Linked DNA regions of Homo sapiens: region 1 is linked to region 2. Evidence: chromatin contacts called from ENCODE Hi-C or POLR2A ChIA-PET data. All regions are on one chromosome and are shown on one strand. Each heading gives the region's core, a stretch centred on a gene start or an enhancer-like site at or near the end of the contact. The rest is flanking DNA. Distances are from core to core; before and after follow the strand shown.

Evidence for each region. A loop is a pair of places that touch in the nucleus more often than their neighbours do. ChIA-PET counts read pairs that join two places held with the same protein, here RNA polymerase II (POLR2A). Pooled maps may share reads with other maps.
Region 1: a loop to region 2 is called in a map of endothelial cell of umbilical vein, with 2.5 times the contacts of the local background. The contact joins the promoter of LIN28B-AS1 here to the promoter of HACE1 in region 2. A Hi-C loop is called at or near these places in 3 of 168 maps with a recorded cell type or tissue (chondrocyte, endothelial cell of umbilical vein and naive thymus-derived CD4-positive, alpha-beta T cell) and 9 of 50 pooled maps. POLR2A ChIA-PET finds 5 or more read pairs at or near these places in 13 of 52 experiments (A549, A673, H1 and 8 more).

The regions. Positions count from the first base shown.
Region 1 is chr6:104,937,447-104,941,934 of GRCh38, reverse strand. It overlaps LIN28B-AS1 (LIN28B antisense RNA 1), which reads left to right and starts at 1,408. Exons shown (of 3, transcript NR_046407.1): 1 at 1,408-1,557; 2 at 1,722-1,757. It also overlaps a transcript of LIN28B not described here. RefSeq lists enhancers at 352-1,186, 4,105-4,488.
Region 2 is chr6:104,858,280-104,862,802 of GRCh38, reverse strand. HACE1 (HECT domain and ankyrin repeat containing E3 ubiquitin protein ligase 1) reads left to right here and starts at 2,884. Exons shown (of 24, transcript NM_020771.4): 1 at 2,884-3,236. The coding sequence starts at 3,161. It also overlaps the pseudogene LOC100422315. RefSeq lists enhancers at 2,795-3,089, 2,704-3,203 and a silencer at 2,826-3,455.

The DNA of each region.
Region 1 (4,488 bases), core at 159-2,658, 81 kb before region 2:
CGCAATAAGGGCACTAAATACATACTGTTAGATTTTACTCGAAAACACTCAATATTTACCAACGTGCAATTTTTAAAAAAAGTTTTTGGAGTACAAATCTTCACAAAGCACCCGCATCCAATGTTCCAGTCAGTAGTCAGTTAATGCTCCTGCAAACGTATCATTTCCTCTTTGGTTTTTCCTTTTCAAAAACAACCTAAATCCAAGTGCGTTCTTCCCCGTTCTTTTCAAAATCCTTAATTTTAATTCATGAATTTACATCACCGATACCAAAGCAAAAACGATCCCCGACGCCTGCCCGGTACAAAGCAGTTCGGCTTGCGGAGCGCGAAAGGGAGGTGCGCACGCCCTCTGGCGGCGCGGCCCCGTGCGTCCCAGACGAGCCGGCACCGGCCGCGAGGACCCGCCGCCGGGACCCCAGCCTGCGCCGCACCCTCGCGCCCTGCGCCCCCGCGTGGCCTGCGCCCCCGCCCTGCCCCGCCCCGCCCTCCCGCTCCAAGCCGGCTTTGGCCGCCCGGCAGCAACCGCAGCGGCGAGCCTGGGCGGCCGCTGTGGCAACGCAGTGCCCACACCGGGCGCCGACCCAGCAGCACCGAGCGGGGAGAGAAAGGTGTGAACCCGGAAGTACATCGACTGCCCGCGTCTTAGCGGCAGCACCGGGGCAATAAATCAGGGCCGGCGAAGGAAAGACGCGGCGCGCCGGCTTCCGAACCGCAACTTGCTGCGAGACCTGTCACTTCCCCGCGGTGCCCAGTCCTCGCCCCTCCCTGGCGCTCGCGCCTCCTCTTTTCTTCCTGCTCCTCAGCACGGAGCTCCCCTCGACGTTGCTCACGTGCCAGACTCGGGACCGCGAGCGGCGTCCGCACCCGCACGCACACCCGGCCACGCTCGCACTCGCGCGGCCGCGGGGCCGGCTGCTTACCTCCGGGGCCTCATGGTCGCGTCGCTAGCCTGGGTGTGAGAGGGGGAGAGGGTGTGAGGACGTGTGTGGCGTTCAGTCCCGAAGGACGGGGCGGAGGAAGGGGCCTGGAGTCTGTCACTTCCTGAGGGAGCGCGGAGGTCGAGAGACCTGTGAGGCGCGCGGCGGGGCCGGGAGGGTCAGCACATTGTGAGCCGGCAAGGGGACGCGGAACAGCCGGGCGGCGCGCGGCCACCGGGCACGGAATCCGCTGTCGCCACCACTCCGCCGCCGCAGCCCGGCGAGTGGCGGGGCGCGGGGAGGAGGGGGCTGAGCCGGGTGGGGGAGCGCGGGGCGCGGCGGCGGCACCAGGCGGTTCGACTGGAGCCCTGCGTCAGCCGGCGGCACGCGCACACCTGCCCGCCGCCGCTACCGGCCGCGTCATTGGCTGCCGGCGCCGAGCGCGCGAGATTGAACCTTCCATTCATTCCAGGGCCGGGCGGGCGAGCGCGGCCGCGGTGGAGCTTTACCGCGGGCGCCCCCGAACCCCCGAAGCGCGTCCCCGCGCAGGCCGTGGGCGCGCACGGCCGCTGCCGCCGTTTGTTCTGGTGGAGGCTGCGAGTGCCTGGGCCTGTGACTCCCGGCTCTCCGCGCGCAGCGTCAGTCTGGGAGGGAAGCTCACATGGCGGTCCCTAGGGTGCGACTGGAGGGAGGCGGGACGATGCTACTCCTTGCTCCCCAACCTGACACCTTGGTGCGGTAAAACTGTAAGAAGGTAACAAAATCATATCTGAAGCCCAGGTCTTCTTTTCTTTTACTACAGATGCCCTGGACATCATTCCGAACAGCACAATTCAAGGTAATAATAGTCATGTATTTCAGAATCCAGTGAGCATGGTAGACAATGCCAGAAGTTTGGGGAACCTACTGTCAGCTGTTTCTTTTCCTAAACAATAAGATACTCAACGTCAAATTGGATGATACAAACTTAATCATCATCACTCAAAGAGCCACAAGATCTGGGGCCAAAAATACTGTGATATATACACATATTTAGCTTGGTATTTTGGTATATGTTCCCAAAATATCACTGCTTTCTCTCCTATAATTTTCTACCTGATAATTTTATAGTTCTTTCTTATACTTTGGGTAGTTTCTCATCAGACTTTCAGAACTAAACAGTACTAGTCAATCATTATCTGACCAGCTAAAAAATCGAATATCGCCTTGTAATCTGGACTGTTCTGTGGAACTGACTAAAGGGATTAAATATTTCAGCAAACTAAAAATTTGTTCAAAAATTTAAAATATAGGAAATCAAATTAAAAGTGGAAAACTTTTCAAATGAAAACACTTTCATTTGAAAGTAACTAATAAAGGCCAGTTCACTGGCTACTATTGTATGACTAAAAGGCAAATCTCCAAACCGTTGCTGTGTGATGATACATTTCTCCCTTCCAATTTCTGGATTGGGATTAAGAAACCAATGTATCTATCAAGGGTAACCACAGTCTAGAAAAAAGCATCTCTGGCCTGGGAGTGAGATCAATGCAGACAAACTGATCAGAAGCAAAATCCTGTTGTGACCCCTCCTAAGAATTTTCCACATTGGCTACCACCTTCAGCAAATTCCCTGGATGGCTGCTCAACTTTCCATTGAGCTAGTGGAGTGAATACCACTTACTTTAAAGATGCCTTTTCACTGGCAAGTATGTAAAGTATTTCTTACATTACTTTGCGAAGTAGTACAGAGGATTCTTTCAGATACAATTCTTAGTTATAATCATTGTATCAATTTACACTATGATTTCAAATATAATTTAGAGGAAAAAGATGTGGACATTGATTACTAGAAATGAAAAACAGCAATTAATTATATCACCATCTGAAATGTGATATGCTTTGACTTTAAAGCATTATAGTAATTTTTTATTTATGAGTAGAGCTTACAAATGCACTTACAGAATGAACTGTTTTTTTTAATAGCTATGTTTCTAGGTATTTTGTAAGCCTTTCAGCATTTAAGTGTGATGTATATTTATGCAATACCTATTTAAAGTCCTGAGAAGAATTGTAAACAGAAAATAAAAAATTAAAACACAACCCAGGGTTAGTATCCCAGCACTCAAGAGTTCATCCTTTTTTTTGATTTCAAACTAGTTATCATCATGCCATCATGCTCCTGTGACACAAATAAAAAATGGGACATTATAATATTTAATGTATTATTTCATATAAGGTACCCGAAAGGGGCGATGATGAACATTGATAGGCTAAGCATTAAGGAGTATGTTAGCATGATTAGAAATGAATGAAAAGCCATAAGAACAAAGGAATTTATCATTTACGTATGGCTCTTGGCAATTTCTTTTTCTTTTCAGGTTTTTTTTTTTTTCTTGAGACAGGGTCTCACTATGTCCCCCAGGCTTGAGTGCAGTAGTGCAATCTTGGCTCACTGCAGCCTCCACCTTCTGGGTTCACGGGATTCTCGTGCCTCAGTCTCCTAAGTAGCTGGGATTACAGGCCTGCTCTACCACACGCAGCTAATTTTTGTATTTTTAGTAAAGATGGGGTTTCACCATGTTGCCCACGCTGGTCTCAAACTCCTGGCCTCAAGCAGTCTGCCCACCTGGCCCTTCAAAGTGCTGGGATTACAGGCGTGATCCACCATGCCTGACCTTGGCAATTTCCTTCTAAAAGTGAACCTTGGCAATTTCTTTATAAAAGTGAATCCCTCTACCTGGGACCATGGTCATAATTTATTTTACCTTATTTCCAACCTCCCCTTTTTTAGAGACTCGGTCTCACTCTGTTGCCAAGGCTGGTGTACAATAGTACCTTCCTAGCTACTGCAGCTTCGACCTCCTGGGCACAAGTGAGAATCCATCTTCAACCTCCTGAGTGGCTGGGACTACAAGCGCCTAATTTTTTTGTTTTTTTTGGTTTTTTTCTGCCTAATTTTTTTTTTTTTTTTTTTTTTTTTTTTGTAGAGACAGGTTCTTGCTCTGTTGCCCAGGCTATTCTCAGACTTCTGGTGGCAAGATATCCTTGCAGTCTTGGCCTCCCAAAGCACTGGGATTACAGGCATGAACCACCATGCTTGGCCTGCTTTACTTTTAGAATATATCTAATAATTATTCCCAAAGAGAACAGGCTCTTACTCTTAATATCTCCAATGCCTACAACGGTTCCTAGAATATGGTAGTGTGTAAGAAATGCTTTTTAATGAATGCATCTGAATGCACCCTGATTATATTTTCAAGGAAATACTTACCAAGACCTTTAGAAAACATAAAATACAGTGTTTCATATTTCTCTTGCCCTCTATTTTTTTATGAGTGGAGTGTATGAAAGCAAACCCCAGGCATCACGTCATTTTACTTACGAATTACAAGTATTGAGTGTTACAATGTTGAAAAACTAGGCTTTTATATTTATTATACTACATTAAAACAATTTGAAAAATAGAGTTGGCCAGGCGCGGTGGTTCACGCCTGTAATCCCAGCACTTTGGGAGGCCGAGGCGGGCAGATCACTTGAGCCCAGGAGTTGGAGACCAGACTGACCAGCATGGTGAAACCGTCTCTACA
Region 2 (4,523 bases), core at 1,635-4,134:
TTGGCCTTTTTTCATGATTGTCTGTTATACATTAATTTTTTTAGGGAAACTATTTAAGCTGATTTGTCTATAGCTGATTGGCTTAGTTTCACTGAATCATGCTGACAAGGATATAAACCTTGCGTTTTGTGTTTATTATTACAGATGGTGTTTTGGGGAAATGAGGATGATGAGTTTTGGTTTGTGGTTATACACAGTTGGACTTGGGTATATCTAAACTGTGGCCTCCATTTTTATTTTTCTTTAACACACTATCTAAGACCTCTATGTTTTAGAGTAAACATTGAGTTTACTCTGTTTATATTTTCTGTGACCATGGATATATTTAGATTTATTTCTACTGCTACTTTATGTTTTGTTTTTATGACCATTTTTCTTTGCTTCCCACCCATTTCCTGCCTTTTGTTGAACAGATTGTTTTTCTCTTCTCTTTCCCTTAATGCTTGGGAATCTTCAATAAAACCAATTTCCAGGAAGAAAAAAATACCAGATATACAAAAAAGAAAGTTGAAACTGTCTGGGCCACAGAAGAACCTGGGTTATCATTAGTGAAAAACTCTACGCTTTTGTTAATGGAACTTATGATACAAAGTGCCCTTTTGAAACTTCCACTTGATGTTTTTGGTGTTGGTGACAGGTGAGAAAATCTACTCTTTAGCTAATAATAATCTATAAGAAGCTGTTTAGCTGTTTTGGTGTTCTCCTGGGCAGCTTTCTTCTTGGTGTGATAAGTTGCCCTGTCTAATACGGTAACCACAAGGCACATACAGCTATTTAACTTAATTAGTTTCATTACTTATACTTTAATACAAATTTAAAATTCAGTTGCACCAGCCACATTTCAAGCACCCAGTAACCCCATTTGGTTAGTGGATGCTATTTTGGACATTGCAGATTATAGAATATTTCTATCATTGCAGAAAGTTCTGTTGGACAGGAGGTGATAAGCTGATAGTAGTACTGCAGCTTTATACATTTTGAAGCAGAGCTATTGGGAGACGGCATCATATTGCAGAATTTGGAACTGACAATTCACATCAGCATTACCTGTTCCATTATCTTCTGCTCCTGTGGTGAACAGTGACCAGCATGAGATGCAATGCCCACCATGGAGGCTGCTGGGGGCTCCTACCCCTGCCCACAAACTCCAGGCTTGGTCCTCACAGGACGTTGGAGGTAATTTATATGGAGCAACAGCCTAGAGAGCAATGGTGATAACAGCAGCTGAGAGAAGCTGAGGGGCCAACTTCTGTACAGCAGTGGGAATCCTGACTTTTTGAATAGCATAAGAGGCCAAGCAAGACTGGAACATTTTTAGTTGAAGCCAGGTTGCAAATGGTTGAGCCTGGGCTAGACTGGTCCATAACGTCTGGTATTTCTTTCTTCCTTTCCTTTTTTTTTGAGACAGGGTCTCGCTCTGTCACCCAGGCTGGAGTGCAATGGCAGGATCTCAGCTCACTGCAGCCTCTGTCTCTCGGGTTCAAGCGATTCTCCTGCCTAAGCCTCCCGAGTAGCTGGGATTTCAGAGGCACACCACCACGCCCGGCTAATTTTTGTATATACATATTTTTAGTAGAGACAGGGTTTTACCATGTTGGCCAGGCTGGTCTCAAACTCCTGACCTCAAGTGATCCGCCTGCCTTGGCCTCACAAAGTGCTGGGATTACAGGCATGAGCCACTGCGCCCAGCCTCTGGTATTCTTTTGAAACTTTGACCTCTACCACCTTGTTGCCAGACTGGTTTAGGTATCATCTGATTAGGTGAAGATTACAGAGGTCTTCCCCGTGCCTGTGGCACCACTGGCACAAATGGTCACTAGCTGGAACTGATTTAGGACGGCACTGGCAGGGAAAACACATGCCAACCACCATCTGCCCCTTCATATCCTGAATGGGCAGGTGAGACTCTCTTTCACTTGGCCAGCCAACATACATCATCAACGTACATGTGCCCATTCATTTCAGGAACAGCTTTGTCTCTTTGAGGAAGAGAAGCTGAAAAAGACAAGCCTTTTGTTTCTCCCTCACTCCAGCATCATCTTGGCACTGGTAATATATCCAAGATATATTGGTGTTAGCCAGGCTCACATTTACCCCTTTGATTGGGTTAATTTTTTGAAGTTCCAACTTCTGTTGTTTCAAGTGTTCAACTTCTGTGCAGAGCTTATGAATATGATTTTTCGCCACTGAGTTCATTTCTTCCACAATGTAGGTATCCAAATTTTTTGTAACTTACAAAGTCAAATCCTTTGGATTTCCCACTAGGCTGTGTCATCACATAGACACTTTAGCATTGTACCAAATAAATGAAAAAATTTTTTCAGGTTGTCATCATTCATATCTTCCCCAGAGCTTTAACTTTGTGCTAGGTGCCTTGTTAAGTACAGGGATACAACACAGTTCAAGATTAAATGTCCCTGCCCTCATAAAGCCGCCCGGCAGGAAAAACAACTAATTAAGCTATTGTCAAGTTATTTACAATGAAGACAAAAGCACAATATGCTTTTGGATTTGTTTGATTTTATTACTCTTTAAGTTTGACATATGAAAATACCATACTTAAAACAGTTCATGTAGGGTACCTGAAACAAAGGCACTAATACAGTACTAGAAAGGTGGTGACGGATTTAAGAACAATTGTGCCAATTTCTAATCTGTTTTATAGTAAAGTTATAGAATTGGAGGAAACTGCTCCTGTACAACTTTGGAGGAGGGTAGGAGGAGCAGGGCGTGAGAATGCCTTTCCAGAAGCTTAGGAGTACGCCCAGTCGCTGCGTGGCTTCCCGCATACTCAGCCCTGCGCCCGCGTTGGCGTGGCCTGGGCGCCCCCAACGTGACTCCGCCCAGGGCGCTCCGTTCTGCCAGCTGGAAACTACAGTTCCCAGAAGGCCACGCGAGCCCGGGAGGGACGCGGCGGCGGGGGCTGCAGGAAAGGCGCGAGCAGAGGCGGCGGCGGGTGTACTGTAGGTGGTCGGTCCGGCAGCAGCCCGGCCCCCGGACGCAGGACGTGGCCCCAGGCAGCCCTCGCAGCTCAGTGCTCTAGCCGGGGCAAGCCCGCGTCTCCGCCTGCTGGACGGGCCCAGGCGAGATGTAGGGCTCTGGGCGCGGAGGCCGCCGGTGGGGCGGCTGATCGCGGAGGATCGCGGAGGGCGCGCCGAGGATGGAGAGAGCGATGGAGCAACTCAACCGCCTGACGCGCTCGCTGCGCCGCGCGCGCACCGTGGAGTTGCCCGAGGGTGAGCCGGGTCGCGGGGCCAGGCTGGCCGCGGGGCTGGGGGCGGCCAGTGGGGCAGGAGCTCCGGCCGCGTCAAGGTCGGGTGGAAAAACTAACTGAAAGCTGAGAAAACGCCCACTTTTACTTTCCAGAGCTGAGAGGCGGCCCCGGGCCCCGAACTCCCCTGGCCCGACGCTCCCACCCCGGCAGGTGGGAGTTTTCGGGAGGAAACTGGGTTGGTGGGGGTTCCGCTGCTGGGAGGAGCGAGACAAAGGTCTCGCAACGTCTGTCGATTAGGGGTCTTGGCAAAGGGGCAGGAATACCAGCCGGAGGCCCGAGACCCGGAGTCAGAAAACATCATAATTGCGGGTCATTTAACAGTAGCTGGGGATAGAGATGATCCAAAGATACTGTTTACTTTAAGCTGCATCGGGGGGCCAGGCGGGCTTTTATTTTTGTTATTTTTTAAAATGTGGGGCACTGCCTTGTTTTGATAACAGGCAAACAAAGGGTTGTCAAACATCAAACAGGTACTCTTAAAGTACTGTATGGGTAAACACAATATATTTTTCTTTAATATGCATGCCTGCCTTCATTCTTCATTTATTCATCAGACTAGTATTGAGTGGGCTAGCTGGTAACTAGGACGCATCTGCAAAGAGGAATAAGGCATGGTCCCTGAGGATCAGGACTTTTAGTTCAGCGTGCCAGGGTTCCCTCAGGACAGGTAAAACTCTGCTAATAACAAGGAGAGAAAATAAGCAGTTTTGTTTGCAGCGTCAGGAATTCAGACATTTTAGTGGTGATGGGAGACAGCAGTGCTGCTTCTAAGAAGCTTTTGGCTCTTTATGCCCAAGTGAGAGAAGGGTTGGGAGGAGGTTGTAGCTGGTGAATAGCTTTTTTCTTAATTGTAGTAGTTTATCTTACTTTTTCAAAACTCTCTTTGAATTGCTGCTGGGTGGTTTGTAGGATAGGGAAGGAGACCTTGGCAGACGGTCATGAAAGAAATGTGGGATTGGGTACTTTGGCGATAATTTTCTTTCCTTTCTTTTATAGAGATGAGGTCTCACTATGTTCCCCAGGCTGGTCTTGAACTCCTGGGCTCAAGTGATCCGCACCCTGCTCCCCCCAAAGTGTTGGGATTACAGATGTGAGCCACCGCGCCTGGCCTGGGGATAATCTTCTTGAAAAAATGGTCTCTAGTCTCTATTTAGAATTCAGATTTTGGTAACTAGATTCTAGCTTCAACTTTTTCTATATTTTCTTTCCAACTTCCACCTTTGAATCCATTTCTTAAGTGCTACTCTTA